Regions from separate parts of the Mus musculus genome. Here all the other regions are linked to region 1. The links are chromatin loops, found by intact Hi-C in ENCODE. Cell type or tissue: heart. All regions are shown on one strand.

Region 1 (8,000 bases):
GATTCTTGTATTAAGCACCTACTGAATACCAGGCATGCAACAAGAAGTAGTAGAGGTTTGCTGTCATTCCGACAGTCTGGGACAGATGGCAAGTCCAGCAAAGGGAGAAAGAAACTCATAACAGAAAAGGTACGTTTTCCAGGTGACCCAGTTAAGAACTGGTTTTAAGTCATGTAACCACTAAACAAACAAACAAACACTCTCCGTATTCTCACCTAGACACACTATAAATGACTTTGTATGTCATGAGTCGTAAGTAAACTTTCAGTTAAAGTAAAGAGTGCAGAGGAGGCCCGGGAAGATGGCTCAGGCAGCGGAGAGCTTTCTGCACATGCACAAGGGCCTGAGGTATGATCTCCAGAACTTACATAAAAGGCTAACTCGGTAGTTTCCCCCTGTTCCCCAGCGCTAGGGATGGGAGAGCTGGGGTAGAGGATGGTAAGTGGATCCCTCTTCCTGGACATCTGGTCTACCTATCTGGTGAGTTCCGGTTTCGTGAGAGATGATTTCAGACAAGACGCCGTGGAAGACCCAGCTTTGACCTCTGGCACAAACACATAGATGTGCATACAAACCCACACTCATGAAGAGTGTGAAGTATTGCTATTCAGGGAGAGTGGAAGAGATGAAGAGGAAGCCATACATTATAATACATGCGGACACGATTTTATTTTATTTATTTATTGTTTTGTTTGTTTGTTTTGTTTTTTCGAGACAGGGTTTCTCTGTGTAGCCCTGGCTGTCCTGGAACTCACTCTGTAGACCAGGCTGGCCTCGAACTCAGAAATCTGCCTGCCTCTGCCTCCCAAGTGCTGGGATTAAAGGCATGCACCACCACGCCCGTCCCTGCGGACACAATTTTAAAAGCAAACCGCGGTACGAGCAGCAAAACCGAGAGTCCGCCTAAGAAGGTGTAGATTAGGTGGCTGTCTTAGTTACTGACACAAATCATAACCCAGGCACGGTGCAAGCGAGAGCTTTTAATTTGGGGATTCACGGTTCCAGAGATCATGACCATCGTGATGGGGAGCATGGCGACAAGGGGGCATTGTGCAAGCTCCAGGCAGAGAGGAGAGAGGGAGGGGGAGGGAGGGGAGGAGGGGGAGGAGAGGGAGAGGGAGGGACAGAGACAGAGAAAGAGAGATGGAGAGACAGAAAGAGAAGGAGGGAAAGAGAGACCGAGGGGGAGAGGAAGAGGGAAAGGAAGAGAATGCTAACTGGGAATGGCTTAGGCTTTTGAAACCTCCATGACATACCTCTTCCTAGAAGACTACACTGTCTAATCCTTCCAAAACACTTCAACCTACTGGGGAACCAAACGTTCAAATACAGGAGCCTGTAGGGACCATTCTCATTTAAACCATCACGGAAGCCCAGGCTTCCCCACTTTACTGACTCATTAATCTGATTCTCCTTCTCCATGCAATCACTGAAGATGCAAAATATATTTCTGCCTTGACACTATTAGCTGTATAACTCGTTTAAATGAACAAGATGAACAAGGGATTAACTTCCGTATTCTGAGAATTTTAAATTATTTGTGATTTCTAAAGTGTAAGTTTTATTTGAGGGAGAGCAGAAAATTTCAATTTCCAGGAAAATAATGTGGGCAATTCAAACCTTTTTAGGGATTTTCCAAACTAATTTTAAAACTGGGTTTTAAAACCGAGATAATTTAAAAATTATTTTTAAAGTACCCCTGCTAGCGTACTTCATGAAAAACTTCTACTAGGTAATATTCTGGCTGAGCACTAAAAATATTTTCAGAAAAATTTGTAGCGTCCATAGCATCTTTGTATCATAGGGTGACAGGACAAAGGGCCTCCACATTGTGAATGACAATGTTCCTAAGCGTCGCCAGTGCATGGGCCATAAGTATGGATAGTAGCTATAGTGTCCTCAATTGTGGTAGAGAGAGCGACTTAGCTTGGTTTCTGTTGCTGTGATAAAAACAAAACAATGTCACTAAAACCAACTTGGGGAGGAAAGGGTGTATTTGGCTCACATATGTCAGGTCGCAGTCCATCAAGTGACGCCAAGGCTGGAACTGAAGCAGGGACTATGTCTCCTTATGAATTGGCCCCTCATAGCTGACCTAGTGCACTGTCCTACACCACCCAGGGCCCCCTGCCCAGGGGTGGGGCGCCACCTACAGGCGGTCCCATGTAAATGCTCTCAATTGAATTTCCCTCTTCTTCACCTAAGTCAAGTTGGCAAAACCAAAGCGGCCCAGAGGATAATCAAATAACCCTAAAGCGATTCAAGAGTGATCCAGAGGTGCCTGCTAGTGACTTTAACAGCCGACGGGAGGCAAAACGGGAATGTGATTGGCAGATACCTTGCTTTTGCAACCTGGGATAATGTGGGTGAGACTTAGATCGGTGGCTCTCACCTTGTGGGTCGCAACCCCATTTGGGGGGGGGGGATTGAAGATCAGATATTTACATTATGATTCACAACAGTCGTAAAATTACAGTTATAAAGTAGCTACGAAACAATGTTATGGTTGCCCCGGTCACCACAACATGAGGAACTGTATCGAAGGGTCTCACTCAGCATCAGGAAGGCTGAGAAGTGTTGCTCTGGATGTTGTGGGTACCACCTACGGTGGGTCCTCACCTGCTGATGCCTTACAGAGGTAGGGCAGGGTAGTTAATAGTGACCCCAAATGAGTGTCAGATGGCTCATTTCAAGTTGTACTACCTGTGGCTTATTCAAGACCCACAGGGAAGCCATGCTAGCCCATTGTCTACGCTCACAGCCCCAAGTCTCACCACCACCCACAGCAGAATAAAGCTTTCTAAATGTGTGCTGGCCCTGCCGTGAGAAAGAGAACAGTATAATTATTTCCTGCGTGTAAGGCTCCATGCTAACACCCACATTCTGTCTCATGCCTTATTTTGCACAAACCTTCTTTTAGAGGGCAATCTTGGAAGTGTATGGGGAACCTCGTGGTCTGGGCCCAGAACAACCATCAGCTGTAGATATTGTACAGTGCTTTGCAACCTTTCTAATGGGCCCTTTAATACAGTTCCTCTGTGCTGTGGTGACACCTGTAGCTTTGTTTTCAAATCCCGTTTTTAATGATGGTTCTTAAAACGCTTTAACCTCCCTTTAGCCCACCACTCACCAGAGGAAGTGGACTTGTTTAGAAAGCTTTCTTGGGAGCAACTCCCATCTGTGTTGTCTGGAAATGGGCAGTTCAGTTCACAGGTCAGTAGGCGGCGGCAGCTCGATCCACTCGCAAACACTTCACAGGCACACCAGCATTTCCAGTTCGGTAGAGTCAGGTTAGCAACAGCGGTGACACGAGCTAGCAGAGACAGCCAGGCCTCAGCCTCAGCTTGAGCCAGCAGGAGGGACCCAGAGGGACACCAGGAGATGTTGTTGGCTGTGCCTCTCTCAGGAAAGCGAAAATCAGTGAAGATGCGAGACCCACAAGCATCGCACAGGTAGCTGTAGCAGCAAGCCAAGCTCTGTCTCTGTCACTCCATGGAGTCCTATTAATACTCTCCTCAGTGTGGCACGGGCAGCCAGTCATCCTCTGAGTCTGGACAAACGCAGCTCAACTACGCAGTGGAAGGCGGACCAATACAATCGTGTTGTTAGCAAAGAATCCTTCGTCACGTGTCCTTTCACGTGACACTCCTTCACGTGCTTGCCCCAGCAAAACGCCATCCAATACAACTGGCTCTCCAAAGAACCCTCAAGATACCACTTCAGATCCCCCAACGATAAAATTGTTTTCATCACTACTTTATAACTGTACTTTTGCTACTATTATGAACTGTAAGTATCTGATGTGCAGGATATGGACCCAGAGGTTGAGAACCATGACCTTAGTCCATTAGTCTGCAGTACCGTTCCTCTCCACAAGAGGGCTTTGCTCTTGCTGCATTTCTGTACGGAGGCTGCTTTCCCTTCTGTGGTCCGACTATATTTTCCAGCCTTGCAGAGACTGCCCTTTCCCACACACCCATCTGAGTCTGCCTTCCATCACTACGGCCTTTCTTCTTCTTTTTATGTCCTCATCTTCCTGACTCGGTCCTCGTCCTGTCATCTGTCTCTTAAGCCAAAGACTTAGCACATAACAGGCATTTCTATTTCAATTTCATTCACCCACCCATCCAAGAAACATTATTGAAAACCTAGTTATGGGGGCTGGAGAGATGGCTCAGTGGATAAGAGCACTGACTGTTCTTCCAGAGTTCCTGAGTTCAATTCCCAGCAACCACATGGTAGCTCACAACCATCTGTAATGGGATCTGATGCCCACTTCTGGTGTGCGTCTGAAGACAGCTACAGTGTATTCATAGAAATAATAAATAAATTATATATATAAAGCCCAGTATGTAACTTTCTTCATCCTCAAACAGAGTATAACAACAGTCAAACCACTCCCAGGCTTTGAAGCCATGCAGAGCTTTACTGTGGAGTAGATGTCTCGTCGCTGAAATGCTCTGATGAGGTCAAAGAATTCCTGGAAGAAATAATGCCTGGGCGGCTTCCATGGGTGCCCAGCCCAATACAAAGGCTGGAAGTGTGGCTCAGACTTATAATGAGCCCTGTCAGGAGTGTGTGTGGGGTCACTAGTCCCTTTGGAAGGGGTGCAGTGTAAAGATCCTCCTCACTTCACAGTCCTCCGTCTGTCCTTCTGGTCTGGAGATGCAGCCACACGGACTGCCTCATAGCTCTTCAAGGAAAGTCTGCTAAAGTGCCTCACACAGAGCCGTATGTTTTGCTAGGCTAAAAAGAGCTAGGAACATTAGTTTCTCATTCGAAGCTGGATTGTGATAAGTTATCCTACTTAACTCAGTGGTCACTCTGCAGACCAAGAAATGTCTCAGAGACCAAGGAGTGTTACCCAAGCCTCATTGTAATTAGGTCTACATTGTGAGCCCATGTATTGACTGGACTAAACCAGTTTTGTAAGAGTGGCTGCCTTGGGTGGAAAGGGACAGAAAAGTCTGGCTTTGAAGGGTAGGTTATCAGACTGACCTTCGTGATGATTGCGTGTGTGTGTGTGTGTGTGTGTGTGTGTGCATGCGCACATGTGTGTGCACTTTGCCCCAACTCTGCCTGCTTAAAAACTTCTCCAAAGCATTTGTGCTTGAGCTGCACTCCCTCAAAGTCTTGTTTTACAGAACTCATTCGCATGTAAGAGTATCCATTTTTCATCGTGTTTCTTTTTCCAAAGAACTCAGCTCGCCTGGGGAAAAGAATATAGTGAAATATCCGTGAGTTTAAAAGAAGTCGATTGTTTTGTTTTTTTAATTTGCTCTCAGATTTTTAATATTCATAGTTAATTACAACCTTAGGGATGTCTTCAGCTTTCAATCTGACCTACTTCAAATCAGTGGAGAAAATAGCAAACATTCCCCCTTAGCAACCATTTATAATAACTTTGACTTTTTCCCCAAACCCAGAGGAAACACTGCTTGATCCTGGGCCAAGTTTGTCAGGAGCTATTTGGGTTGTAAACCTCAGTCATTCTAGGATCCAATTGGAAACACACAACATTTATTGTTATATATATATAATTTGCAATAAGGATCATGATCTCCTATGATATATAGTGATCAGAAGGACAAGACGTTGCTGGCAGGGATAAGACCTGGCAGGGATTTTGAAGATAAAACCATACATTGCCCCATGCAGGGTCTTGGATTTTCGTAAAGAATCAAGTCCGTCATTACTTTACAGGGATTTTGCAACCAATAATCTGGCTGCCTGACTCCCTGCTCTTTGTCTCTTGGCCTGTTGGGCTTTAAGCACCACGCATTGGGGAGGTAGGAGTGTCACTTACAGGATGAGGCACCCTGCACTTCTCTTGAGTGTGGAGATAACGGGAGGATCCCTGGGAGGACGTGGGGTCTCTTCCCACAGGGTGTAAGGATTCAGAGCTGTGGGCAGAGGCTGACACCTTCATCTCTTCTCATTCTAGAAACTACTTAGAACATAAGAACTAAGTACTTAGCTGCTATCAAACCACCCTAGAGATACTTAGCTACACTTGCCCCCGGCTCCTCCCTACCTCAGAGGTATTTAGAAGACACTCCCAGTCCAGGGGCATTCCCCTGCAAGGGTTTATACTGATGGCTTCTCGGTTCTACCCTTGTCCTTTCTTGTAGAGGAATTTTTTTTTTCCGAGACAGGGTTTCTCTGTGTAGCCCTGGCTGTCTTGGAACTCACTCTGTAGACCAGGCTGGCCTTGAACTCAGAAATCCACCTGCCTCTGCCTTCCAAGTGCTGGGATCAAAGGTGTGCACCACCACCGTCCGGCTTGTAGAGGAATTTTAATCCAGCAATGTGGCTGCTCTGTTGAGGGATCGTATCCAAACGTCTTCTAGGTCTGTGTGTTCTGGCTGGAATACAGAACCATCCTTAGTACACTCCTCTAATCCCTAACAATGCCGGTAAGGTTAGTTCGTAGAGGGAAACAGCCATGTTTGAAAGTGATGTCTAACTGAGTGGCAGACAAAGTGGTGAATCAGAGAAAGATTTGACAGAATGAGTCAAAGATAGTATGTGCTCAACTTTTTCTTACCTCAGTCAAATGGCAACTCCATCCTTTCCATGACTGAGGCCCCAGACCATCTTGGATGAGTCCCTTGCTCTTTTATCCTGGGGAACATTCCCTAGGCTCCATCTGCAAACGCCACTTTGCTACCCCATCTCATCCTTCATTCAGGCACCCACTCCTTGACTGGCTGCACTGCTTCCATCTCTGCCCTTCCAGGGTCAGTCCTTAACACAAGACACTACAGGGGTCACCCGAAGTAAGGGGGAGTTCGCCTCATCCTCAGCTTTGAGCCCTGTGATTCCCTGTTATGGTCTGTATATGCTCAGCCCAGGGAGTGTCAGTATTAGAAGGTGTGGTCCTGTTGGATTAGGTGTGTCACTGTGGGTGTGGACTATAAGACTATCACCCTAGATGCCTGGAAATTATTCTTCTACTAGCAGCCTTCAGATGAAGATGTAGAGCTCTCAGCTCCTCCTGCACCATGCCTGATTGGATGCTGCCACGCTCTTGCCTTGATGATAATGGACTGAACTTCTGAACCTGTAAGCCAGCCCCAGTTAAATGTTGTCCTTATAGTTGTCCTTGGTCATGGTGTCTGTTCACAGCAGTAAAACCCTAACAAAGACATGCCCTATCTCTTATTTGCTCGCTCTGCACTAGAAACATGTACAACAAGATGCCAGAAGCATTCCCAGGCTTGAGATTCACACCAGAGACTCACTTGACTGAAAACCTTGCAGTCAATTGTCAAGTGCAGCCAAGCGCGAGTCCACCCCACAGCCTGCTGACCCTTACCCCAGCCCCAATCCCTGGCCAGCTTTCTGAGAACCAGACTCAGCCTGCACTCATCCACTGGCTCTGTGTGCTCCAAACGGTGATCTCCTTATTTAGGACCTTTCTGCTTCTCTCTCCTCTCCCTAAAGGCTTTCCTAATAAGGTTGGCCTCCTGTGCCCCTCATAGGAAGGCTTCTAATCAGACCTGATTCACTATGTCCTGCTTTGCTTGATTGCTGCCTGTGCCCTGGACAGCTCTCCACCTGACCCTACCTGCCCTTGGGGGTTGGAGGTGAGGTGGCACAGAGTTAACGACACAGACTCTGGGAGCAGGTGAGAAATGCTGTAGCCAGCTCATCTGAGCACTACTGCAAGCTCCTTTAATACCCTCCACTCACGCCCCCATTGGGCCCAAGAAAGCATCTCTTCTAAACAGTAGTTCCCGATTGGCTGGTGTTGTCTGTGCCAGCAACCCCTGATCTCTCAGACAGTGCTCAGTGAGGTCCACCTGCAGGAGATGCTTTTGTGACTGCGAAGTCCCAGCATTGACATAGAGGTGGCCCCGCCATTCCTGCTACAGCTTGATTTTTCTCCACCACATTATCACAATCCTTATCCTGATTATCATTATCCTTAGCAATAGTTCCTAGCCTCCCCGTCCCCCCATGAGCTCAATCTTCTTTGTCAGCAGTTCAGTTGGGTA
Region 2 (8,000 bases), 430 kb before region 1:
GCTGGAGAGATGGCTCAGCAGTTAAGAGCGCTGACTGCTCTTCCTAAGATCCTGAGTTCAAGTCCCAGCAACCACATGGTGGCTCACAACCATCTGTAATGAGATCTGACTCCCTCTTCTGGAGTGTCTGAAGGCAGCTACAGTGTACTTACATATAAATAAATAAATAAATAAATAAATAAATAAATAAATAAATATTAAAAAAAAAAAAAGAAGAAAATTCCTCACAAGAATGCCGGTAGCCTGGGTTTTGGCTGATTCTAGGTACAGTCAAGTTGACAAACAAGATTAGTATCAGATATAAATAGTAAAAATTAGGATATGACTTTTGAATGTGTTATTCAGAAAAAGGACAAAGTGAGTCCCGGGTAGGGTGGGGTGGGGGTGGACATTGGGGGCTGTGACAGAAACAGCTCGTTCTCTCATTTACACAAGAGGCATCTCACAGAGGCTGCATCCGTGTACATCCATCACGATGGTGGTACAGCTAACATCCGTGCCAGCCATGATGGCGGTACAGCTAAAAAGCCAGCACACAGAGAGGGCTGTGGGACTCACCCTGCCCTTGGGCCATAGGCAGGTCAGACAGAGAAGCTGAGTTCCTGGTGCCTTGCCCAGACAGGCGCACAGCTCGAGGCTCACGACCAGTGTCCAGTCGTGGCTAGGCTGGCACGCTGTCTGCCCACCCCAAAGTAGATGTGTATCAGGTCTTTCCAGAGACTTGGAGGGTGTTTTGAAGAAGCAAACCCCCAATATATTTCAGTACATACCTCCACCCCAACCCCCGGTTTAAAATAAACATCATAGTGGACTTTGAAAAGGAAGAAATATCCTGAAAATACAGGTGGGAAGGAGCCGGTGAAAAGGCTCCTTTTTAACGGCGCTGAAGGTGGTGCGGTTGGACAGTGGCTAAATGTCTCTGGTGACTGTCGGGCTGTTAATATGCTGGAGGGCAGTGATGGCACAAGCCTTTAATCCCAGCACTTGGGAGGCTGAGGCCGAGGAAATTCCACGTCCTTAACAATGGGAGAATCTTGAAAAGACAAAGCCCTGAAAGAGAAAGAAGGCAGGAAGTGGGTCTGACGTGCGCCAACCGAGTTTCGGGTTTTGTTTTGTTTCTTTTTTCTTTTTCGAGGCAGTGCGTACGGGAAATTTTATTTTGCCCTTACGTACACACTCTATCACGTTTCAACCTCAAAACCCCGGATAATAACCCTAACACCTCAGTCCCAAGGCTCAAAGCGGACATGGCCAAGTCAGCTCCACCTGTACAATACATGCGTGGAACCCATGTATTCCACATCGTCTCTCAGAGCGTGATTTGTCACTGCACGTCGAGGCACCAGGAGAAAGCTATCACGAATTAACTTTTCAGCACACTAACTGTTAATCAGAGAATTTGTTACAGGTCAATGAAACTAATTGACAACGACCCAAACTCAGGACTAAGGTTTTCATACTATAGTGATAGACACTGGGATTTAATTACACTCTCCTTTACATGTGCTATTATGAAACCAAAGAGTCTTAATTTCGTTAATTAAATTACACTTCATAGATCTGGTGATGATTTGAGTAAATCCAGAACTGCGCCCTTTAAACAGCTGCACTGTTAGCTTCTGGCCAGGAGGTGGCGCTGTGCTTTTCATTTAAGCCCATCGTGACGTTTCAAGCTGGTTGGTTTACCCCATAAACTCTTAAGTACATAGGTGGTACATTGTGAACTTCATCACACGACTGTCCATTGACATTACCCTACATTAAAACGTTAGAAAAAGTGAGTTATAGTAATGGGGTCATATACATTCATAAAAGGGATCTAATGAACACAACATGGTACTCGATGGTTGGGCACCAAAATAGAAACTTAAAAAGACACCACTGCTTAAAACCACAACGCTCACAAAACCAAAACTGCGTCGAAAGAATTATGTTTTGACTGGATCCAGAGTTCTTGACTGACAGCCTTCCTTTTCAATGCTGGGGGGAAAAATGTCAGCGCCACCCTTTGCACCGCGGTGGCTAATGAGAAAAAGCTCTTGCTGGTCCCCTATGGGTGATCCTAGGAGCTTTCTTGCAATGCACACAATTGGTGTTTCTAGTTTGCTGGCGGCCTTTGTAGCTGTTTGGTATGTGAGAAAAACACTAAGCTCGGGGAATTCACACTGTATTCCTCATATCCCAAGGTCCCCGGACAGTCTGTCTGCTTTTGTTTGTTTGGTTTGTTTTTTTGGTTTTTTGTTGTTGTTGTTGTTTGTTTTGTTTTTTTGAGACAGGGTTTCTCTGAATAGGCCTGGCTGTGTAGACCAGGCTGGCCTTGAACTCAGAAATCTGCCTGCCTCTGCCTCCCAAGTGCTGGGATTAAAGGCGTGTGCCACCACTGCCCAGCTACAGTCTTTCTTCTTTTCTCTACTTTACTAGCAGCTTTTTTCCTCCCACTCATCCTTGTCCCCCTCTTCTTCCTCTTCTTCCTCCTGCTCCTCCTCCTTCTTTTGAGACAGGGTCTCATTATGTAGCCGAGGCTATTCTGGAACTCCTTCTGTAGACCAGGTTGGCCTCCAACTAAGTGATCTGCCTGCCTCTGCCTCCCGAGTACTGGAACTAAAGGTGTAAGCCATTGCACCAGGCGTTTAGAATTGTCTTTTAGAATGATCTGTACACGACGTCCTTTCAGTTGTAATTAGCAGTGGAAATATGCAAAACTGCACTGGCTTTTAATCATTTTAAAAATATCTTCTGTACTTAATTCTTAATCTCACCCGGAAATTTCTGGTGTGAGATTAAGACCTCCTTGCCCAACATCCCTGTGCCCACAAGGGGGCAGCAAGGGGCAGAAGCTTCTGGGTGAGATTTAGTGCATGGTAATCTATCTTTAACAGATTATTGTTTGGGTCCCTTCTACACGATTCTGTGGAGTCTCGAAGGCTGGCTCTGGGAAATGTTACAGTTTGAATGTGAAACATCTCCTGCAAGCTCGTGTTTCGGGACATTTGGTCTCCATCTGGTGGCGCTGTTTCGGGAGGCTGTGTAATCTGGACGCTGCACCTAGCTGACAGGCGAAAGGTCTTGAGGGTTATCAGCCAGCTGTTCCTGGCTGACGCCATGGAGCACGCATCTGCCCGAGGCTCCCGCTGCCAGGCTGTGAACGCTGCCACAGTGGGCAGTGTCCTCGCGAGAGAAATCCTTCCTTCTCTAAATTGCTTCTGCCGGGTAGCATCACAGCAACTAGGAAGGCGAAAATACAGAAAGACGGAGCCCTTGAGAGCTGCCTTGCTCCTTCTGTACCACAAGGGGGCAGTAAGAAGGCACCATGTGAGGAAACAGGCTCTCACCAGACACTGAATCTTCCAGGACTTCCCCACCTGTGGTTTTCAGCCTGAATGGGTAGAGATCTAGAGATAGTCATCCCCGTCCTTGGTGCAATAGCCCCCAGGCCACCCCTCTCCCAAGTCCTCATAGTTCCCTCTCTGAAGCTCACTTAGTTCCCAGCCCTTTGCTGTACCAACGAGGTAAAGTCTACAGTCAACATCTCCCTAGTCTGCTATTTGTTCTCTTTGCTTCTAGTCCCTATAAGCCGTTCTCTATCGCAAAGGTAAAAGTAAAAATGTTTATTATTAATGTATACGTGAGAGAGAGAGAGAGAGAGAGAGAGAGAGAGAGAGAGAGAGAGAGAGAATGACAGGTGTGGTTATAGGATAACTCCATGGAGTTGGTGCCCCACATCTAGGGACAGAAAGAACTCAGTTTATCTTCATGGCAAGCATCTTTTTACCCACGTCAGCCACCAAACTTCTAAAAGCACAAGTCAGTTCTTGCCACTGCTGGATTAAGAGTTGGAAAGTTAGGTGCGTGTGGTGGCACAGGGCCTTTTTAGTCCCAGCACTCAGGAGGCAGAGGCAGGCAGATCTCTGAGTGCGAGGCTAGCCTGGTCTAGAGGGAGTTCCAGAACAGCCAGGATTACACAGAGAAACCCTTTCAAAAAATACATAGCAAAAAAGAGAAAATAAAAGAATCTGTAAGTGGTATGTCATTGCACTTTTAATAAAATATAACATCTTTTTAAAAAATTTTAAATATTAATTAAAATTTTTGTATATGAGAGTTTTGCCTCTATGTATGTATGTATGTATGTGTATGTATATATGCATGTATGCATGTGTGTATGTGTGTATGTGTGTATGTATGTGTGTATGTATGTATGTGTGTATGCATGTATATATGTGTGTATGCATGCATGTATGTATGTGCGTATGCATGTATATGTATGTGTGTATGTGTGTATATGTATGTGTGTATGCATGCATGTGTGTGTATGTATGTGTGTATGCGTGTATATGTATGTGTGTATGCATGCATGCATGTGTGTGTATGTATGTGTGTATGCGTGTATATGTATGTGTGTATGCATGTATGTATGCATGTGTGTATGCATGTATGTATATATGTGTGTATGCGTGTATATGTATGTGTGTATGCATGTATGTATGTGTGTATGCATGTATGTATATATGTGTGTGTGCGTGTATATGTATGTGTGTATGCATGCATGCATGTGTGTGTATGTATGTGTGTATGCGTGTATATGTATGTGTGTATGCATGTATGTATGCATGTGTGTATGCATGTATGTATATATGTGTGTATGCGTGTATATGTATGTGTGTATGCATGTATGTATGCATGTGTGTATGTATGTATGTATATATGTGTGTATGCGTGTATATGTATGTGTGTATGTATGCATGTATGTGTGCATGCATGCATGCATGTATGTATGTGTATGCATGCATGTATGTGTGTGTATGTATGTGTGTATGTATGTGTGTATGTATGTCTGTGCACCATGTGGCCAGAAGAGGATATGTGCTCCCCTAGAACTGGAGTTATGAATGATCATGAGTCATTCAGTGGGTGCTGGAAACCCAACTTGGGTTTCTCTGCAAGGGTAGTGAGTACTCTTAACTATGCCAGTCCCGAAATAGGCTTCCTATTCACAGTCTACTAAGCCCCTACGTGATCTACCTGCTGTCTGTTTCAGCCACTAATGCTTATCGATTCTTCCCGTGGTCACTGCGTTCCCAGCACCCCTTGCTCCTTTTCCTCTCTGTTAGTGCTGTCTTATGCTGTCTCAGGGCCTTTGCACCCACCTGCTCGGTCTCACCTCCTCTAAGAGAGCCGCTAACTTCTTCTCTTACTCATGAAACTTTTCTTAAACACTGTTTAATTTTATTCGAGCTCTCTGATATCTTCTGGCACTGTACTGGCTGGTTCTGTGTGTCAACTTGACATAGGCTGGAGTTATCACGGAGAAAGGAGCTTCCCTTGAGGAAATGCCTCCATGAGATCCAGCTGTAAGACATTTTCTCAATTAGTGACTAAGGGTGGGAGGAGCCATTATGGGTGGTGCCATCCCTGGGCTGGTAGATTTGGGTTCTATAAGAAAGCAGGTTGAGCAAGCTAGGGGAAGCAAGCCAGTAAGCAGCACCCCTCCATGGCCTCTACATCAGCTCCTGCCTCCAAGTTCCTGCCCTGTGTGAGTTCCTATCCTGACTTCCTTTGGTGATGAATAGCAGCGTGGAAGTGTAAGCTGAATAAACCCTTTCCTCCCAAACTTGCTTCTTGGTCATGATGCTTTGTGCAGGAATAGAAACCCTGACGAAGACAGGCATAGTTACTTATTTGCTAGCGTGTGCCTCCACTCCCTACCCACCCCCTTGAGGTATAAACTTCACAATATCAGAATTGTTGCCTCTTGTTCATTAGGATGCTGGAAGAGGTGAAAGGAATCAACTCCTAGTGAGGTGGTCTGTGGAGGGCAAGGCAGGACTTCACATTGCCATACTGCACGTGGACAGAGCCTGGCTTGTGGATGGCCTTGACACTCTACGGAGGGGAAACTGAGGCCTGGAAGTCATTTGGTGACTGAGGACACATAAATGCCAGACACTGTGCATGGCACCAGGGCCACAAGCATGAACGAAGCAGGACTCTTGCCTTCCTGTGGATAGTGGACTCAGGTCAGCACCTGGGAGCACAAGCCACTGGCCTTGTAGGATGGTTGAATAAACGGTGGGGAGCTGACTGAGGAAGAACACAGCACCCAAGGAGCAGTGTGCTTCCTCGTGGACGGTGGGATGAACATTTTGAAAAGCTTGCCACAGAGGATGGTATGTGAACGAGGCCTTTGAATATGACGAGGACTTTCCCAGGTCTGGAAGGGAAGATAGGAGCTTTACAGGGAGGAGAAAGCGGAGTCCGAGAGACACATTCGGAGTTGTCAGCTATTGTCGAGCGGGCTGGACCATCACGACATATATTCATGTTTGTATAAAAGTGAACTTGGCTAAGGAGCTGGATGAATAGACTTCATTTTCTCAGTGAATGAATTTCTGATCTATCTCCAAGAGTCAGTGAAAGTTTTCTCTGGCTCGTCTAGGCTCTTGCAGGCTCTGTGTGCTTTTTCTTAATTAGCCTCTCCATTGGAAAGAACCGTGATGGACAGACAGCAGTTTGTGGAAGGGGAGACAAGGCAGGGTGAACTCACATACCCGTCTGTGTGCTTGCTCATGGTGCCGAATGTGTGGCTGGCGGCTATTCAGAAAAGCCTGTCACCCAAGGGCATGAATTGGGCATACTATGTTGAGCTAAAACTGGCTTAAGCCTGTTGTCCATTGTCCTTGGAAGCTGGTGTCCTTCTTTGCTGGATTCCCAGCCTGCACAGACCTGGGTCCTTTAGCCACACCAAGCATGGCTCCTGAGAATTTGTTACCTGAAAATGAGAACTGGGTCCATAGGTGTAAGGGTTCTTTTGTGTCTTATGTAGGTTTTGTCCTTTAGCAGTGGGAGAGATCTCTACACTCAGCCAACCAAGGAAGCCGTTGGAAGCTGGGACACCTCCCCGACACATGTACACATGTCACTCCTCACAAAGATAATCCAGTGAGGGAACTGGGGTGCAGAGCTGGAACACCTCTTGCCCTGTGGTGTCTGGACATTTATCTATATTCTGTAGGGTGAGGCCCAGGGCCAGGTCTCCTTTCTCCTTCTTTAACTGAACCAGGCAAGATGCTCTTTGTGGATTAGGTTGCTTTAAGTGACAGCAGGAACCAGACTGGATGAGGCAAGAGCCAGGCTCTCTGAAATTCCCACAGAGGAAAAACCTACTCGTAAAAACAAACCCTAGAAAGGTGGGCTTCTTTTGAGCGACAACTGTGGAGTATGCCACCTTGGATGAAAGTGAGAGCTATCAAACGTGGTCCTGCTCCAGTCCGGGGTCCATGTACCGACTGAAGAATGAGCTTTCTCTCATCTTCCCTCCTTCATAGCATCGTGACTCAGTTTATCTTTTCCACGTACCAGGGCATTCATTTCTTACGTTTTTTTCCCCCATGTCTGAAATATTAGCTCCTTTCAAATAGCAATCCTATCTGCTTACTGTATTTACCCACCAAGAATGGCTTGTAGTTATGCAGTAAATGTTTACTGAGCAGATGAACGAAGGACAGCACCCAGGCTTCTATGCATCCTGTCTGGAGAGGAGGTACAGCATCAGAACTTACCCAGAAGAATCAGATGTTTGAGCCTCAGCTCTGGGACCAAAGTTCCCAAACTGTCAGTTAATAAATAAATAAATAAATAAATAAATAATAAAAAGCCACATCATAAGGTAAAAACTATTTAACTAAAATAAATGTTTGGTATGGGGTTTGCAACATAGCATGCTGGTTAGTTTTGGTTTTTTGGTTTTTTGTTTTGTTTTGTTTTGTTTTGTTTTGTTTTGTTTTCTCCCCATCTTGATGCAAACTGAGGCCATCTGGGAAGAAGGAATCTCAGCTGAGAAAATAACCTCTATCAGACTGGCCCATAGGCAAGCTTGTGGTGTGTTTTCTTGACTAATGATTGATGGAGTGGGGTGTGGGCTCTGCTGATTGTGGGTGGTGCCATCCCTGGGATGGTAGTCCTGGGTTCTGTAAGAAAGCAGGCTGAGCAAGACAGGGGAA
Region 3 (8,000 bases), 370 kb before region 1:
TTGGTTTAATTCTGACTTCGGCAGTCCTATCCTCATTATTTGCACCTCGTGACCCCAACACTCAGATTTCTTTTAAAAGGAAACACTGCCAATGGAAACAATCTATGTATACTGTGTCCTTTCACCTTGTCCCATGAATACCCAAGGCAGTTTTTACCATCGTCCAGACGTGGTCACTGCCGTTGGTTTGTGGGATATGCTCACTTCATTCAGGACCTAAGGAGCACACCTTACTGCAATGTAGAAACAGAAAGCATCCAGTGGAGCAATGGACAGGAAGGGCTTCTCAGTAAACTGCACTGGGGCTTGGGAGGCAGGGTACGGGCCAGGAAATCTTTCTTGTTCCACTACAACACAACTTGGATAACACAACTTGGGGAACACTTCTGTACTGGCTGGTTTTGTGTGTCAACTTGACACAAGCTGGAGTTATTACAAAGAAAGGAGGCTTCCTTGAGGAAATGCCTCCATGAGATCCAGCCGTAAGGCATTTTCTCAGTGATCAAGGAGGGGAGGACCCAGCCCATTGTGGGTGCTGCCATCCCTGGGCTGGTAGTCCTGGGTTTTATAAGAAATCAAGCTGATCAAGCTAGTAAGGAACATACCTCCATGGCCTCTTCATCAGCTCCTGCCTCTTGACCTGCTTGAGTTCCAGTCCTGACTTCCTTTGGTGATGAACAGCAGTATGGAAGTGTAAGCTGAATAAACCCTTTCCTCCCCAACTTGCTTCTTGGTCATGATGTTTGTGCAGGAATAGAAACCCTGACTAAGTTGACTTTTTCCTTTTTATTTTATTTTTTTAAGATTTATTTTTAGGGCATGGTGGCGCATGCCTTTAATCCCAGCACTTGGGAGGCAGAAGCAGGCGAGAATTTCTGAGTTCGAGGCCAGCCTGGTCTACAGAGTGAATTCCAGGACAGCCAGGACTATACAGAGAAACCCTGTCTCAAAAAACCAAAAAAAAAAAAAAGATTTATTTTTATTTATATGAGAATACTGTAGCTTTCTTCAGACACACAAGAAGAAGGCATCAGATCCCATTACAGATAGTTGTGAGCCATCATGTGGTTGCTGGGAATTGAACTCAGGACCTCTGGAAGAGCAGTCAGTGCTTTTAATTACTGAACCATCTCTCCAACTTTTTAGTTTTTGTTATTTCTAGGAAATGCAGAGCCAATATAAGACTTAATGAGACTCACAGTATATCCTTATAGCAATATTTGTATATTTGCGCTAGTGTCTCTTCCTACTCTGAGCCTGCCTTGATTCCCCGCTAATAGCTATTTTGACTTGTCTCAGTTCTGTGCTTCCTTAGTCTGCTGAGATATTTGTGCATACATTCATGTAGCAGGCTGCCTGCAAGCCGCCTGGGACAAGGCAAATGATATTCATAAGTGAAATACCTCTCAGGACATTCCCTCCCTCAAATGTGGCAAAGGGCATGAATAAACAGTCTCACGACGTTCTGTGACCCAAATGTCATTACAAATTTTGTCTTATTATGTCAAATCTGCTAAAGACACTTCACGATTTGTCAGCCGTTGCACAGCAACCAGTTAGGAAGCATGACCACTCAGAGAAAAGGCAGGCTTAAAGAGCCATGTTGAGTTTAGGTCCCAAAAGATCACGCACTATTCTCTCTCTGTCGTCTGTCCCTCCCTCCCTCCACCCTCCCTCCTCTCCTCCCTCTTCCCTTCCCTCCTCCCCTCCCTCCTCCTCCTCTTCCTCTCTGTTCTCTCCCTTTCTTTTCTTCTTCCTTCCCTCCCATTCTCATCTTCTTCCCTCCCTGAAAAAACCCCTGGTCCACCCTTCCCTATCACCTGTGTACCATTCCCTCTCTACTACTATGAGAACAAACTTGTGGTAGTTCACTGGAGAATGAGATAAGCTGTGTAAAGCAGAGTTGAGTTGTCCTAGCTGTGGCTACACTAAGTTCTGTAAGGAGTGAGCCATCATGTGACCACAGATGGATAAGTATTGTGTCCCACTCGACTGGCAAGAAAGACGCAACAAACCGGAATTTTCCGCGGCAAAAGCTTTATTGCTTACTTCTTCAGGAAGACCCCGAACTGGGAAAATGGCGCCGCTTTTATAGCCCGCAGCGTGACGTTTCAGCACCTGATATGGCGTGACAGCTCCTGATTCGTTGCTCGCCCATGACCCCACTATTACACCCCGAGAATGGGAGTGACTAGGAGTGAGTTCACTCTCGCACCTGCATACAAGGCTTGTTTACTAGTTAGGCACAGCGGAGGCCAGCGCCACGATTGCTCGCAGCACGGCTCTCCACAGATAAGTAAACCAAGCTGAGAGCAGCTGCTCCCAGATGAGCAGAAACACCCAGTCACAGAAGAATAAGTAGGCAGCTGTTACTTTAATCCCTTCAGCTTTGAGTTGTCTTGTTACATGGCAATAGCTAATTGATACAGATTCAGAAACATAGGTTGCATGACTGTTAGTGGTAGGCCTGTAGAATAGGAGGCTATTTTATTTATTCCTGGTTAAGGGGTTTTTCTACTGGCCCATCCTACTGGCCCATCTTGTGTTCCTCTGGAGAGCTGACCCCTCATCTTTAAAAAAGTAACCTCTGGGACATTGGGACTTCTAGCACAGTCAACAATGGCCGTATGGGGTGATGGATGGACATTTTTAAAAGATTCCAAGATTATTGTCTATATGAGTGCTTTGCCTACATGACCTATGTGGACCACATGCCTGTCTGGTACCTGCAGAAGTCAGGATAGGATGTGGGATCCCTTAGAACTGGAGTTACAGATGGTTGTGAGCCACCACGTGGGTGCTGGGAACCGAACAGAGGTCCTCAGGAGGAGCAGCCTGTGCTCTTAACCACTGAGCCATCTCTCAGCTAAGCCATCTGGTTAGCTCACGACAACGAACATCCTCACTCATAGACAATCCATGCAAATTTTGGAGAATGGATCTCTTTGAAGATAATCAAATAATCCCTGATTGTTTGGTAACTAGGTGGCATCACAGGCTACCTGCCTTGTCTCGGGCCATTTTCATAAACCCAAATGCAGTGAACTCTATTTAACTGTCCCCCTTAATATGTAGCATTACTCTGCACCGCTACACTTTGCCATCTAGAGTCAGGAGAAGCGTGAGCTGAGACTTCCTGGGTACTCCTGCTCCGTCCCAGAGTTTGTATTCCCTTGGCCTGATGTTTCACTGCTGACTATGACACAAAGATGTTGTCTCCAGCTTCTGCCGGGCTTGGCGGCTCACACTGTGCTCAGTGTTAGGCTCTGGAGGATCTCCTAGCAGCATAGTACGAAAGGTCACGTACGGATGGGACAATTAACACGTCTCCTCCCCATGAATGAAGTTTGGTGTAGAAAAGGGCAAAAACGGTGCCAGAAATAAATGGCTGGCTTATAAACATATTTATTAAATGCATCATGCTGGAGCAGCAGATGTGAGGAAGACAACGGCTGAAAGCCAGCGGCGGGTTGCTAAGTAAATTAACTGTCTTGTTGCTGTTAATGAGGGGCTGCACTGGCTGGGAGTGGCTGCAGAATTGTACATTTCTCCCGTTTGTTTTTCAATGGACCGTGATTGACTCTGGGTATTGTTTGGATAAATTTTCTCTGTGATTTTGATAGAGTTGGTCATTTTCCCCTAAAAGAAAACCCCGATAAGCCTGAGTATTTTTTTTTCTGACTCCATGATTTCCTAACGTCTTCATCAATGGTGTCAATATAATTTATGATCAACCCTAGTCCTCTACTCTCTTTGAATCTTGCAAAAATTACCACCAAGTAGAATTATGTCTGACTTAGAATAAACGGAGAGAAGAGTCTAGAAAACAGTAATGGCTGTTAGTTTAGCAATCCCGTATCATATTGTTAGGGCAGAAACGGGCACTCTCGCAGTAAAGTCACTGATTTGATTAGGAAGACTGATCATTACGCACTGTAGCAATACCCACAGCCCTGGCATCCTTCCCGCTTCGTCTTTAGGAAGATATTTTCTGGCTCGGTTGAGAAGAAGAAGTCATTAGAAGCTCCAGTAAACAATTCTGTGTGGGGTGTCCACTCGAGCAAGCAGCTGTCCTTTGAAAACTGCCTTTCTTGTTTGGAGGCTCCCAATTGCGCAGTCAGGAGGTTGTGTAAAATCAATTAAGCCGGGGATCACAGAATAATCAGCTCTGAGAACTGCTGGCCCAGCTGTGATTATTTGCCAACGGTGGCAGCTTCCTCCTTTATGCCTTTGTCACTCCTGCCCACGCTTTAGCCTTCACCTCCTGGCAGGGGAGGTCCCTCCCCATCCCCTAAGCTTCTTTCCTTCAGCCCCTGGCTGGTTCAACCCCCGTCGTCTCTCCCCGGTTGTCTCGCGTGAGTCTTCCCCTACCTCTGGCTCTCAAGAGCCTGGAGGAGGACTCCCTACTGCGGCGGAAGGCTGGCGCTTCCAGCCCTTCCACACCAGCAGGTAGGAAGCGAGGAGGGGCGGGACTACAAAGTGCTGCCGTTGCTATGGCAACCCGCACTGCTCTTCAGAAAATCTGACCAGAGGAAAGGATCCTCTGGTCTTTTGATGTATCTACCCTTCCTAATCCGACCTGTCCTCAGCACAGGTTAGAGGATCATCGCTCCTAATTTTCCACCCCACCCCTAAGGAAATCTCTTCCGCTGAGGCCTGAACAACAGAAATGCCTCCCTCCCCCAAACAAAGCTTCCGTTAATAAGAAAGACATGCATCTCAAACACTATTTTTTCTCCTATATGCGTATACATATGTGTGAGATGTGAGCATGTTTGTGTTCCCGTGGGAGTGTAAATGTGTACATGGGGGTACATGTGCATGCGCACACACATGGCTAGAGCTCTAATCAGGATGTCTTTCTCAATTACTCTTCACCTTAGTTTTTGAGACAGTCTCTCTCACTGAACCAGAGTTAACTAATTGGCTAGGTTGGCTGCCCAGTGAGCTCCATGCCCACTCCCATTACTGGGCAAGACACCACATGTGATGGGGATATGAATTTAGGCCCTAACGTCGACACAGTGGGTACTTTTGAGCCATCTCCCTCCCCATAGGATTCTTACACAAAAAAATGCTGTACTAGGATATTCAATATTACAATTTTGTACACCATTTGGCTGGGCAAGGTCATGGTTCTTTTTGAGGTACAAGATTTATTTCAATATTCATCAAGTACTAAGCCCTGGGTTGAACACCACAGTCTGGTGGTGCGCTATCTAGCGCAATCACAGGCAGATGCCCACAACGGGGGAGTTGAGACTTGCTAAAAGGTCATGTGGTGCTTCTAGGTGCAGGAGCCTGGGGGTGGGGGACGGGGTTAGGGAAAAGGTCTTATGTGAACATACGGTGCTTTTGAAGGACTCCGAGCCCACCTGACCTAGAGGCATACCTTACTATTTTATAGTTAGTATTCAAAATAATGGGTTTCGTTAGGATGTTTTGCTCATATTTGACTCCTAATTGCCCTCGCTTATCCCCCCCCCTCTCTTCTGGTAATCTTAAAGAGCTACCCAACAATTCTTCTAGACTTATTTCCTCAGTTGTAAAACGGGATTATATAGTAATATATGGACCGAATGGTGCCCATGCCACTCGAGTTCATACTTTGAAGCTAAGTCACAACACCACAGCCCGGTGGTGAGCTAGGATGTAAGTACTCTTAGAGGTGGGAGTTTTAAAATATGCGTACGTATTTGGTTACTTATGCATACACATGCATGTGTATGCACTATCTGGCACTTTCAGAAGTCAGACAAGGACATTGAATGTCTTGGAACCAGAGTTACAGACCGTGCTGAGCCACCGGGTGGGTGCTGAGAACCAAACCCCAGTCCTCTGAAAGAACTGCAAATGCTCTTACCCTCTGAGCCATCTCTGCAGCCACTTGGAGAAGGGATCTTCTAAAGCGGGGAGAGGAAGTTGAATGGAGTCATGAGGGTGTGCCAACATGACTGTTATGGGAAGAAGAATCTGAACACAGACACCTATGGTGGGAAGAGAGTGTGAAGACACGGGGTAGACAGCCACCTACGAGCTAGGAGAGATGTCTGAACAACTCTTTCCACACGGCCCTCACCGCTCTGGATGCTGCAGTCTCTAGTGCTATGAGGATGCAAACTGCCATTCAAGCCATCCAGTGTGTTTACTTAATACAGACCGCCTACAGAGGCACCTTGAGGACCGAATAATGGAGTACACATAACAGGCTAGAGAACATGATAAGCTTGTTACATGGCAGCCATTATTAGTTATAGAAATCAAGTAGGCTCTGTTTTAAAGGAGCACACATTCCAAACTCACTTGTGTTACTAGCTTCTGATTCTGATCCTCCTCCTCCTCTTCCTCCTCCTTCTTTTATTTATTTATTCATTTATTTTTTTATTTTTTCAAGACAGGGTTTTTCTGTCTAACAGCCCTGGCTGTTCTGGAACTTGCTCTGTGGACCATACCACCCTCAACCTCACAGAGATCCACCTGCCTCCTGCCTCTCTGCCTCTCTGCCTCTCTGCCTCTCTGCCTCTCTGCCTCCTCTGCCTCCCCAGCCCTGGGATTAAAAGCCCAGTGCAGTATTAGATTCTTGAAGTCATGACAATCAACAGATTCCTCTGGTGTGTGAGAGCCCTTGTCTATAACTTCTACTCGGATGCTGAAATCTTTCAAACATGTTTCATTGGTCCTGATATTGTTGAAAATTGTGCATCTAAATTTCTTCCAAGGAATCTAACAGGCCCAAGGGTTTCTCTTGAACTGGGTGTTAGAAGCCGAATGTGTACTACTTATCAATAGGTGTTTCATCTTGCTGTTCTAATGTGAGGGCTCCCTAAGGACTTACCTGTTCACACTCACATTCCCCACTACTGGAAAAGCCTAGCAAATCAGCCTTGTTCACTCCCATGAGCATGTTCCTGAACACAGAGTCTTACATAACTGTTCCATGCTGTGAGGACTCAAATTTGTCTCTGGAACTTTAATTATAATTTAAGAATATGCAAATTACTATCATTGTTTCCCTTTAGTTATGGGACAGCTGCTTCAAAACAATTAATGAACAAATCATGTAAATGTAATTAGTTAGGAGAAATACCATTCTCCAAACCGAAAACAGAAGGAACAGAATTCTATTTACAATTTTCCAGATTTTGTTTGTGTATTGAGTTTATGGGACCTGGCTCCAAACAGTACATTATCATTTATCATGTCCTATTCTGACATCTCTCTACTTACTTTCCTAAGAGCAAAACTTATTTAATGTCTTTTCCCCCCTTGAGGAAAAAGACATAAACTGCAGAGAAAAATGATCTTTATGCCTTCCTATCTAAGAAGACACCACTGTTGGAAATGCAAGGAGAGCAGAGAGGAAGATGGGAAAATAATGGATCATTCATTGGCCCCACTTTGATGGGACTCCTTCCATAAGGATGGGGAACCTATTACCATACCCGTGCATCTAGGGTGTATGGAGCAATTAGCTTTGCTGTTAGGATGTGAAAGAACAAAGAGTGATTTCTAAGCAAGCCTGAAGAGGGCAGTGTCTTCTGTCCTCACTTTCCTGCATCGGTTCTTCAAGGTCTCCTGGTAAAGATGCATGGTCTAGAAACCTTGCAGATAACAGACGACGTGAGAAGAATGAGACTCAGGGGGAGAGCACCAGCCGTCAGACACATGAGTGAGGCTGTCTCCCACTGCTCAGCCACTATTCAGCTCCGTAAAGACTAAAAGCAGAACAAATCTGCTAAATACAGCCCAAACTGTTGATCCATGGAGTCAGAAGTTAGTGTTCATGTGCCTGAGGTCGACCTTGGATGTCTGCAATAACTCTCCACCTTATGCTTGAGGTAGAGTCTCTTCCTGGACCGTAATCTCACTGATTCAGAGAAACTAATGGGGCAGCAAGCCACAGGGATGTTTCTGCCTCCTTCTTCCCCACAGGGATGTTTCTGCCTCCTTCTTCCCTGCTCTGGGATCATAAGGACACATGCTGCTGTGTCCCAGGAGCA
Region 4 (8,000 bases), 220 kb before region 1:
CGCTTCCTCCCCATAATTTTTATATGACTAAGGGTGCCAATCTTGTCCAAGATGTTTCTCAATCTTTCCCAGTTCTAAATTAAGAGAAAAAAGGGGGGAGGGGACATTTTCCCCCGAGCCTTGTTCTGGTTTTATTTGCATTTCAGCTACCAATCCATGCCGAATTTGGCCGGACACAGGAAGTGAAGCATTTTCGAACTTTTTCTTCACCCTGATAATTTGCTTGCTACATCTCAGGTGTATCTGGGCCTGTTTCTGGGATCCGTGCTCTCTGTTAAAAAGCAGCCTTATTTCCTACGACGTCTCTGTAATGTTAATCTGCATTTTCTGTACTTTCTGAACCTCGAGATTGTCTTGGTGAGTAAGTTGGTTCCTCCTCCTGATTTCGTGCGCAGTTACACCGGCTGTTCTCACTCCTTCCTTATTCCCCGTGAGTTTTGGATAACTTTGTCAGCCTCCAGAGAAAGCCAAGGGTAATTTGGTAGGACAACAAGCAGCACTGTCTCTCTCATTCATTCCTGTTTTCTTACACGTTCCTGTGTTAATCGGGATGACCGTGTCTACACTGGGAATACAATTAGGCCCCCAAATCTCACTAGATTATCTCAGTACAGTTTTATTTCTCCTCCATGCTGATTTCAACATAGAAGGGGCTGTGCCGTGCAGGTCGCTTTGATCAGACAGCTCTGCTGGACAAGAGATGGCTTCGACATTCTTATATCTTTCTCAAATGTCCAGCCCCCTCTGAGGTGGAGCCCTAAGCCTAACCCCGGCCAAAGGGCTTTGAGCAGCTGTGATGTATCTGCTTGGGTCACAGGCTTGAAAATTGGTATCAGTTTTCTCCGTGATCGTGGATGGTTGAGATCATGGGCAGAGTTGACAGAACCAAGGAGAGATACTCATAGGCCCCTTCACTACAGGCTGGCACCTGCCTCGAGTCAGCCCGACTGGGAAGCTGAAGAAAATCTTTACTGTGTCAAGTACCGAGAGGTTCTGGGGCTAAGTTGTTACTTCAATGTTAAGGGAAATGTCTATATTAACAAAATAATGTATACAAGTAAATTTCTAGGCTTGGGGAGGGTGAGACTCTCACATGTCATACAGAGGGCATTGAGGAATATAATACCAGAACTAGCCAGAGAGGAGGCTAAAAGGGCTTGGCTTGCAATCCTCTTGACCTTGGAGTTCTGTAGCAAAACACCATCTAACACAACTGACTCGCCAAAAACAAAAAACAAACAAACAAACAAACAAACAAAAACCCTTAAGTTTCCACTTCGTGGGGGCGGGGTTCAAGGCAAAGAAAGGTATAGGGCTGAAAGTCCACTGGACTCTGAGTAGTCGTAGGCTCTTCATGGGTTCTCGTTTAGATGTCCCTACAAGGTTCACGTACCTACTCTCGAGACGCCCCGCCCCTCCTCTCCTCCATTGGTCCATGGTTGTGCATGCTACCTTTCTGGCACCAGGATTGGGTGGTCTCATACTACTCATGTACAATGGTCCGTTTGCTGTACTAGCAGAGACGTGGCTGCTGGTAGCTGGGTTCTGCCACCAGCTGAGGTGGGCTCCCAGCACCCCCTCCCCCCATCTTTGTGGTGTAATTGAAAAAGACAAACTTGCTGCAAGTGAAGGAAAATGACTTACTCCCCTGCTGCTCCCGGCCCCCCCAGCAGCAGTGGGTACACAGAAGCAGCTCTCTTTTTGTGTTTAAGTTTGATTGCACCGGTTTCCGTTTCTTAAAAATCAAAAGCCCCTTGAGTGAGAAAGTTTCCATGCTTTACCACTACAGAACATCTCCAGGAAGCCTCCCTCCACCCCACCCCACCCCGCCCCGCCCCGCCCCGCCCTGCCGCAGCCCCGCACAGGCTGTGGCCATGAGCACCTGGCTGTGGGATTTCTCAGCATCCTCTGGTTTTACCGGGGGGATTACTGGGGATGAGGTAGCTAGAAATTGGCTTATGCTTTTATCCCCAGCCAAGGCTGGCCAAGCTTAGGGATAGCTGCTTTGAAAACAGCCTTGCAAGTGACAATACTATTAAAGTCAAATATGGTGATCCCTACTCCAAGGCTAAGGGACCACCACAGAAGACAGCAGAGAGATCGTAAGAGGCAGATGTCAGGGAAGCCTGGGAAAATGATGTGACAGGACACAGTCGCTGTACTTTTGGGTTCCTAGCAGCTCGACCGTGGAAGTGGGAGGAGCTCCCCCGCGTCTACCGTTAACTGAGAAGCTATTGACAGTTCACGGCTTCTAGTGGGGGAAGAGTCAGTCTTCTTTAAGGGTGTGACCCATGGCTCGCTGTCGAGCACACCCCAGTGGAGGATCTATACCCATGAGTATATGGGCAGCCCAAATGGGACTCAGTGGACTGGGGGCTGGGAGAGGGGATGGAAAAAGATGGAGAGAGATGGGGAGAGAGATGGAGAGAGAGAGAGAGATGGAGAGAGGGAGAGAGAGAAGGAGAGAGATATAGAGAAGAGGAGGGGAGGAGAGGGGAGGAGAGGGGAGGGGGGCAGTGAGGTGAGGACCTGGAGGAATTAGGAAGAGTGGATATGATCAAAGTACATTGAATTATTAATTCTCAGAGAATTAACAAACTATTTTAAAAGATTAAAACAAAAAAAAACAAAAAACAAAAAAACATTGATTCCAATTTTTGCATAATCGGGTCAAGAAAAAGGAAAGCACGCCTTCATGTCCTCCTCTCTGGGAAGGTTCATTTCCCACAACTGACTCTCTTCTCAGACTCATAGCATCCCCTCCCCCATCCTCACTCTCAGCTAATGAATTTTCTACCCTTTCCCTAAGCTGCACCCACGCACCCGGCCCTGCTCGCTGCCCTCCCAGTGCCTACTGCTTCCCTACAATGCCTACTAGAACTTTCTGTGACCATATACGTGTCCTGTCTCTCTATCTCTCTTCTGTACCATGCCACACAGTGGCTGCAATGATGGGGACCTGAGGATGTAGAGAAGTCTCGAGGTTAGCTGTGAAGGGACCAGAGACGTGGGGTGGAGAGTATAGAGGGAAGACGCTCTCTCCATGTTTGAGGGGGAAAGGATGAGAATGGTATGTTTCACATGTTATGTAAATGTCCGTTCTGTGTGGAGCCGTGTCTTCCTGAGTCAGAAGACCTGCTTGACACCTTCAGGTCATATCTGACCCCGCATAGTAGCTGTCCTTGCTTACCTCCCCGGCCGGGGGGTGGGGGGTTCCTATCGCCTTGTCCCATGGCTCCCCGGGGGGCTGGGGGTGTCCTATCGCCTTGTCCCATGGCTCCCCCGGGGGAGGCTGGGGTGGTCCTATCACCTTGTCCCATGGCTCCCCCCGGGGGGGGGGGGTCCTATTGCCTTGTTCCATGGCTCCCACGGGGGGCTGGGGGGGTCCTATCGCCTTGTCCCATGGCTCCCCGGGGGGGGGGTTGGGGTGGTCCTATCACCTTGTCCAATGGCTCCCCCGGGGGGGTCCTATCGCCTTGTCCCATGGCTCCACGGGGGGCTGGGGGGGGTCCTGTCGCCTTGTCCCATTGCTAACGACCCTGCTTCCTCCATCTTGAGTCGGTTATAAGAGCATCATTTCTCATTGACTTCTACTTCCTGCTGTTGTTAAAGCGTCCAAAGCCATCCTTATTGCTGTTCTTTGTACTACGTTACTGATTTTCCCATGCCTTTGTGCCATGTGATTTCTGGATTGCATGGGGCAGTATGAGGCATGCTAGGGACCCAGCTGAACTTTTAGTGTAGATTGGGGAGGTTTGCTTGAATTGCTCTTCTGTTTCTTCGCTTCTGTTTCTTTAGCTCCCATGTTCTCCACCTCCTATAATTAAGACACCAGGCCTCTTGGCGGATCACTCACTTTTTCTTTCTTATCCTCCCCTCCTCCTATCTCCTTTTTTGTTCTACTGTTTCAGCCGACCTACCTGCCAACCCTGATAGTCAACTTATTGTTTCAGTGACATATTTCCATTTTTTAAGCGTTCTCTTTTTGTTTTATTAATGATCTATTTTTCTTATAGCATCTGATTTTGGCTTTCCAGATCAGAGATCTTCTCTTACTAGCATCCCCTATACAATCTAAACCTCCAAAGCATTTTTAATAATTTTTATCTTGCCCTTTCATGTTAGACTCTTTCTTCAAATAGTCCTTGGCTAACCACGTATAGCCAAGAATGGGGAACTAAAAGGAGATGCCCAGAATCTTAGCATATGTTCAAGAATAGTGCTTGTAGACATGACATCATCATCAAGAAAATGTCAGAGACCTTTTCTCTTGGTCTAGTCATAGCTTCTGACATGCTATCCAATCTATAGTTCAGAAGCTGAGCTGGAGCAGGCCAGCGATAGAAGTGGGGTGATCCCACAAGTCACTGTTAGATTTTTATCCAATACCAGCTCCTCTTCTCTGTGTCTTGTTCTTAACCATCCCACGATGCCCTGGTTTATCCTGTTCTTATGCCTGGGTGGAAGGGCCAGGGTTCTTCTGAGAGAGATGGGAGGGGAAATGGCTAGTTATGTGCTTTGTAAGCCATTCTTAGGCCCACCTACCTCTTACTTCCAGCTGAATCCGGATTACACGTGTCTGACCCCTTGGGAACCTGTACTGGCAAAGTTGTTTCCAGGTCTCTGCCAAACAGGAAGCAGCTGTCACAGATCTCCACCAGTCGCACTGTTTAGTGGTTTTCCAGCTTCTTGATTGTGTGTGTTGGGGTTGGGCAAGTCATTAAAGAGTCTTTTAACTGTTATAGTATACAAGGTTGCAGAGAAAGCAGATCTAAAAGCATAGCGATCAGATAGCAAAACCCAGAAGTGCCCTCTCTCTCTGAGGGTAGATGAAAGCCTGGCTTAACCACAGTACAACACGACCCTCCCATTGGCCAATCTGTGGTTGTGTCTTGGTCCTGATTCCATCTGATCTTTTATTCATATTTCTCACTGCAGATGGCCTGAGTTCTGGGTCCCCACGGGGGGGCCTCATGTCTTCTTCATTTAAGGTTCTCTCTCTCTCACTCACTCATGTTTTTAGCATACAAAGTCACATCTCAGAGAATGGCATGAATGGGTCAGGGTGCACCTCAGGCAGTGCCCCACACCCTGGCAGGATACACAACATTCCATTCCTGTCCTTTTCCACTTTTTTCCATCCTCCTCTTTTTCCTGGTCACCAAGTGCTAGTGCTCCCATGGGCTCATCCTTGGGCTTCTCAGCTTTCTCTTTGATTCTGCGGCCACTGCTTCTCATTGCGTCTTTGGGCTGAATAGACCTATGCTGTCTAACACAATGATGCCAGCCACACACGCTGTTTCTCCTAAGTGCTGATGACAAGGCTCTAGCCTCAATCTTCAGTGTCACTTGTGCGTGAAATTGCAAAAGTCCTCCTTGGCACTTTTATGCTTTGACATGGTAAAATTGTGAGGTTATATATATATTTGGTTAAATAAAACACACTATCAAAATTAACTTTGCCTGCTCTCTCCCTTTTGAGGATAGGAGGGCTACAAGCATACCAGGTTGTATCATACACATACCAGACGGTGTTGGTCTAAGCACTGATGGCTTTCCCAAACTCTCTGAGCACAGACTTCTACAAATGCCTGCTTGACAGACTCACACTCGGATGTGTGATGAACTTCCCAAGCTTCACAGATCCCGCATGGAATCCCAGAACCTCCCCCAACCCAAATTCTTCCTCCATGTTTGCTCCTATCACAGTGGAGGTACCACAGCTTATAGCTGCTGGATGTTAGAATCTCTGTTGACTAGGCCTGGATCTCACTTTACACATCCAGTTACCTCCTGACATAGGTGGAGCTAGGCAGCCTCTCTCCTTAACCCCACCTTGCCAGGGCAGCAGCTACATTTGTCCCTATCTTAGTTAGGGGTTTACTGCTGTGAACAGACACCATGACCAAGGCAACTCTTATAAGGACAACATTTCATTGGGAGCTGGCTTACAGGTCCAGAGGTTCGGTCTGTTAACATCAAGGCAGGAACATGGCAGCATCCAGGCAGGCAGGCATGGTGCAGGAGTTTCTGAGAGTTCTACATCTTCATCTGAAGGCTGCTAGCAGAATAATGTCTTCCAGTCAGCTAGGATGAGGGTCTTAAAGACCATGCCTACCCACAGTGATACACCTACTCCAACAGGGCCACAACTCTTAATCCTGCTACTCCCTGGGCAGAGCATATACAAACCACCACAGACCCAATTCTTTCCCTTCACAGTAGCCAAATAAATTCTGTTATAAACTCTGAGCAACCAGATTGCTGTCCTTCTCTAACACTTGAACCACCATAAACTCCAGATCCCCACTGTGGTATAGCAGGCCCTACAGGATCAGAGCACTGGCCGATTCTCAGAATCCCTTTCATCCTTGGTCCCATGGTCAGTGCACATCATCCAGGCTGCTCCTCTGCAGCCTCTCCAGCAGATGTCTGTCTTGGAGACGTTGTTCTTTCCGTCCTCTCCGCCTAGGATGTTTAACCTACAGATTTCAAAAGCCTGCTCACTGACATGTCATGCTATGGAAGGGACCTCTGCCAGTCTCCAGACCTCGTCTGTACTCGTTACAAGTACACAGTGCTTAACACCTGGCTCACGTTGTTTATCTCTGTGTTTATTTTCTGTGTCCTCCACAAATATGAATGACTCATGCTTCCAGTTTTCCCAGCACAGCAACATTGGCCAAACACAAGCTGATGTTCCAAAGCTACAAAACAAACAAATAAATAAACAAGGAAGGAAGGAGGGGAAAGAAAAAGAGAGAGAAAAAGTCTTTTTTCCATATTATTTATTTATTTATTTTTCATATTTTAAAAAGATTTTATTTTGTGTATATGCACAAAAGTACAGTACCTGTGGAGTCCAGAAGAGGGCGTCAGAGTATCTGGAACTGCAGTTAACAGGTGGTTGGGGTCCTCTGGAAGAACAATGAGGACTCTTAATTGCTGAGCCATCTCTGTCCAGCTCCAACGTTACTTTTTTTTAAAGATTTATTTATTTATTTATTTTATGTATGTGAGTACAGTGTTGCTCTCTTTAGACACAGCAGAAGAGGGCACCAGATCCCATCAAAATGGCTGTGAGCAACCATGTGGTTGCTGGGAATTGAACCCAGGAACTCTAGAAGGGTAGCCGGTTGCTCTTAACCACTGAGCCATCTCTCTGGCTCCCCAAAGTTACTTTTTAAATGATAAAATAAGTATATGGAGGGACTGAAGGTGTTAGAGGGTTGGAAGCATGAACCAGTTTTTCTGTTAGTGGGACAGAGTTTTGAGGGCCCTGCCAGGGATATGGTCAAAGCCTGGTACAGATCCTGTGGTCCTGCCTGCTGTTCTGGGTAGATGGAGTCAAACCTCTGTTTATCATCAGCTGGGCTCCTTCCCATGAGCCCTTAGCACAAAGCAGCTTCTCCTTAATCCTTTAATCTTGTTCCTATTGTGATTACAGCAACATCACCATCCATCGCCATCGTCGCCGTCATCATTATCATTAGTCATGGATTATCGATTCTTGCCTAAGCTCACCTGCCCTGCCCCTGTGCTGGGTCTGTTCTGGGTGTGGCAGATAGTGGTCAACAGCCCTGCTCCTTGCTGGAAACAATGGATGTTAGACAACATTCTGTCTCTACCTCCTAATAGACCAGAGATGATGCTGAGCAACACTGGCTACTACAGCCGTCTTAACAGTTCATAAAGCCCCACCGGTCTTCTAGGTGGATTTAATTACCAAATTGTTCTAGTTAGAAACATGTGCTGACTATATAGTTCTACTCAGTGATCAATCTTTGTTTTGATACATTCTAGGGTCTGGGTCAAAATGCATTTCTATAGCAACCTCTAGCTCTTTCGAAAATAAACTTTTATTTTCATTCCATAAGCACTATGTTTTGATTTCAGAAACCTGAGAATATATAGTTAAGGAAAAAATGTAAAAGCCTATGATTTAGCTTCACCTCTCACATCGATGTGCACAGGCTCCAGGCTCACTTGGAAACACGTCT

The links. Hi-C counts contacts between places; a loop is a spot of excess contacts. Peaks named below come from ENCODE experiments on the same cell type or tissue, not always from the same donor. Only the 100,000 strongest peaks of a DNase experiment are listed, where the experiment ranks them.
Region 2: it touches region 1 in a loop (5-fold over the local background); 13 of 42 quality-filtered maps call a loop at or near these places.
Region 3: it touches region 1 in a loop (2.4-fold over the local background); 6 of 42 quality-filtered maps call a loop at or near these places.
Region 4: a loop joins it to region 1, with 2.6 times the contacts of the local background. A loop is called at or near these places in 5 of 42 quality-filtered maps.

Annotation. Positions count from the first base shown.
Region 1 is chr15:97,231,285-97,239,284 of GRCm38, reverse strand. No RefSeq gene overlaps it. Among named protein-coding and RNA genes, the nearest start is that of Pced1b, 12 kb to the left of the region's middle. In heart, CTCF peaks have their summits at 2,144 (motif pointing left) and 3,867 (motif pointing right); no DNase peak of the experiment used is centred here.
Region 2 is chr15:97,659,141-97,667,140 of GRCm38, reverse strand. No RefSeq gene overlaps it. Among named protein-coding and RNA genes, the nearest start is that of Rpap3, 43 kb to the left of the region's middle. In heart, CTCF peaks have their summits at 1,624 (motif pointing right), 2,790 (motif pointing right) and 3,289 (motif pointing right); DNase peaks (open chromatin) are centred at 560 and 3,110; H3K4me3 peaks cover 647 bases; H3K27ac peaks cover 430 bases.
Region 3 is chr15:97,603,225-97,611,224 of GRCm38, reverse strand. Gm41394 (a long non-coding RNA gene) reads left to right here. Exons shown (of 3, transcript XR_875642.2): 3 at 1-15. Among named protein-coding and RNA genes, the nearest start is that of Gm41394, 13 kb to the left of the region's middle. In heart, a CTCF peak has its summit at 7,512 (motif pointing right); a DNase peak (open chromatin) is centred at 3,234; H3K4me3 peaks cover 876 bases; H3K27ac peaks cover 512 bases; H3K27me3 peaks cover 323 bases.
Region 4 is chr15:97,452,547-97,460,546 of GRCm38, reverse strand. No RefSeq gene overlaps it. Among named protein-coding and RNA genes, the nearest start is that of Gm41393, 50 kb to the right of the region's middle. In heart, a CTCF peak has its summit at 6,849 (motif pointing right); a DNase peak (open chromatin) is centred at 4,606; H3K4me3 peaks cover 364 bases.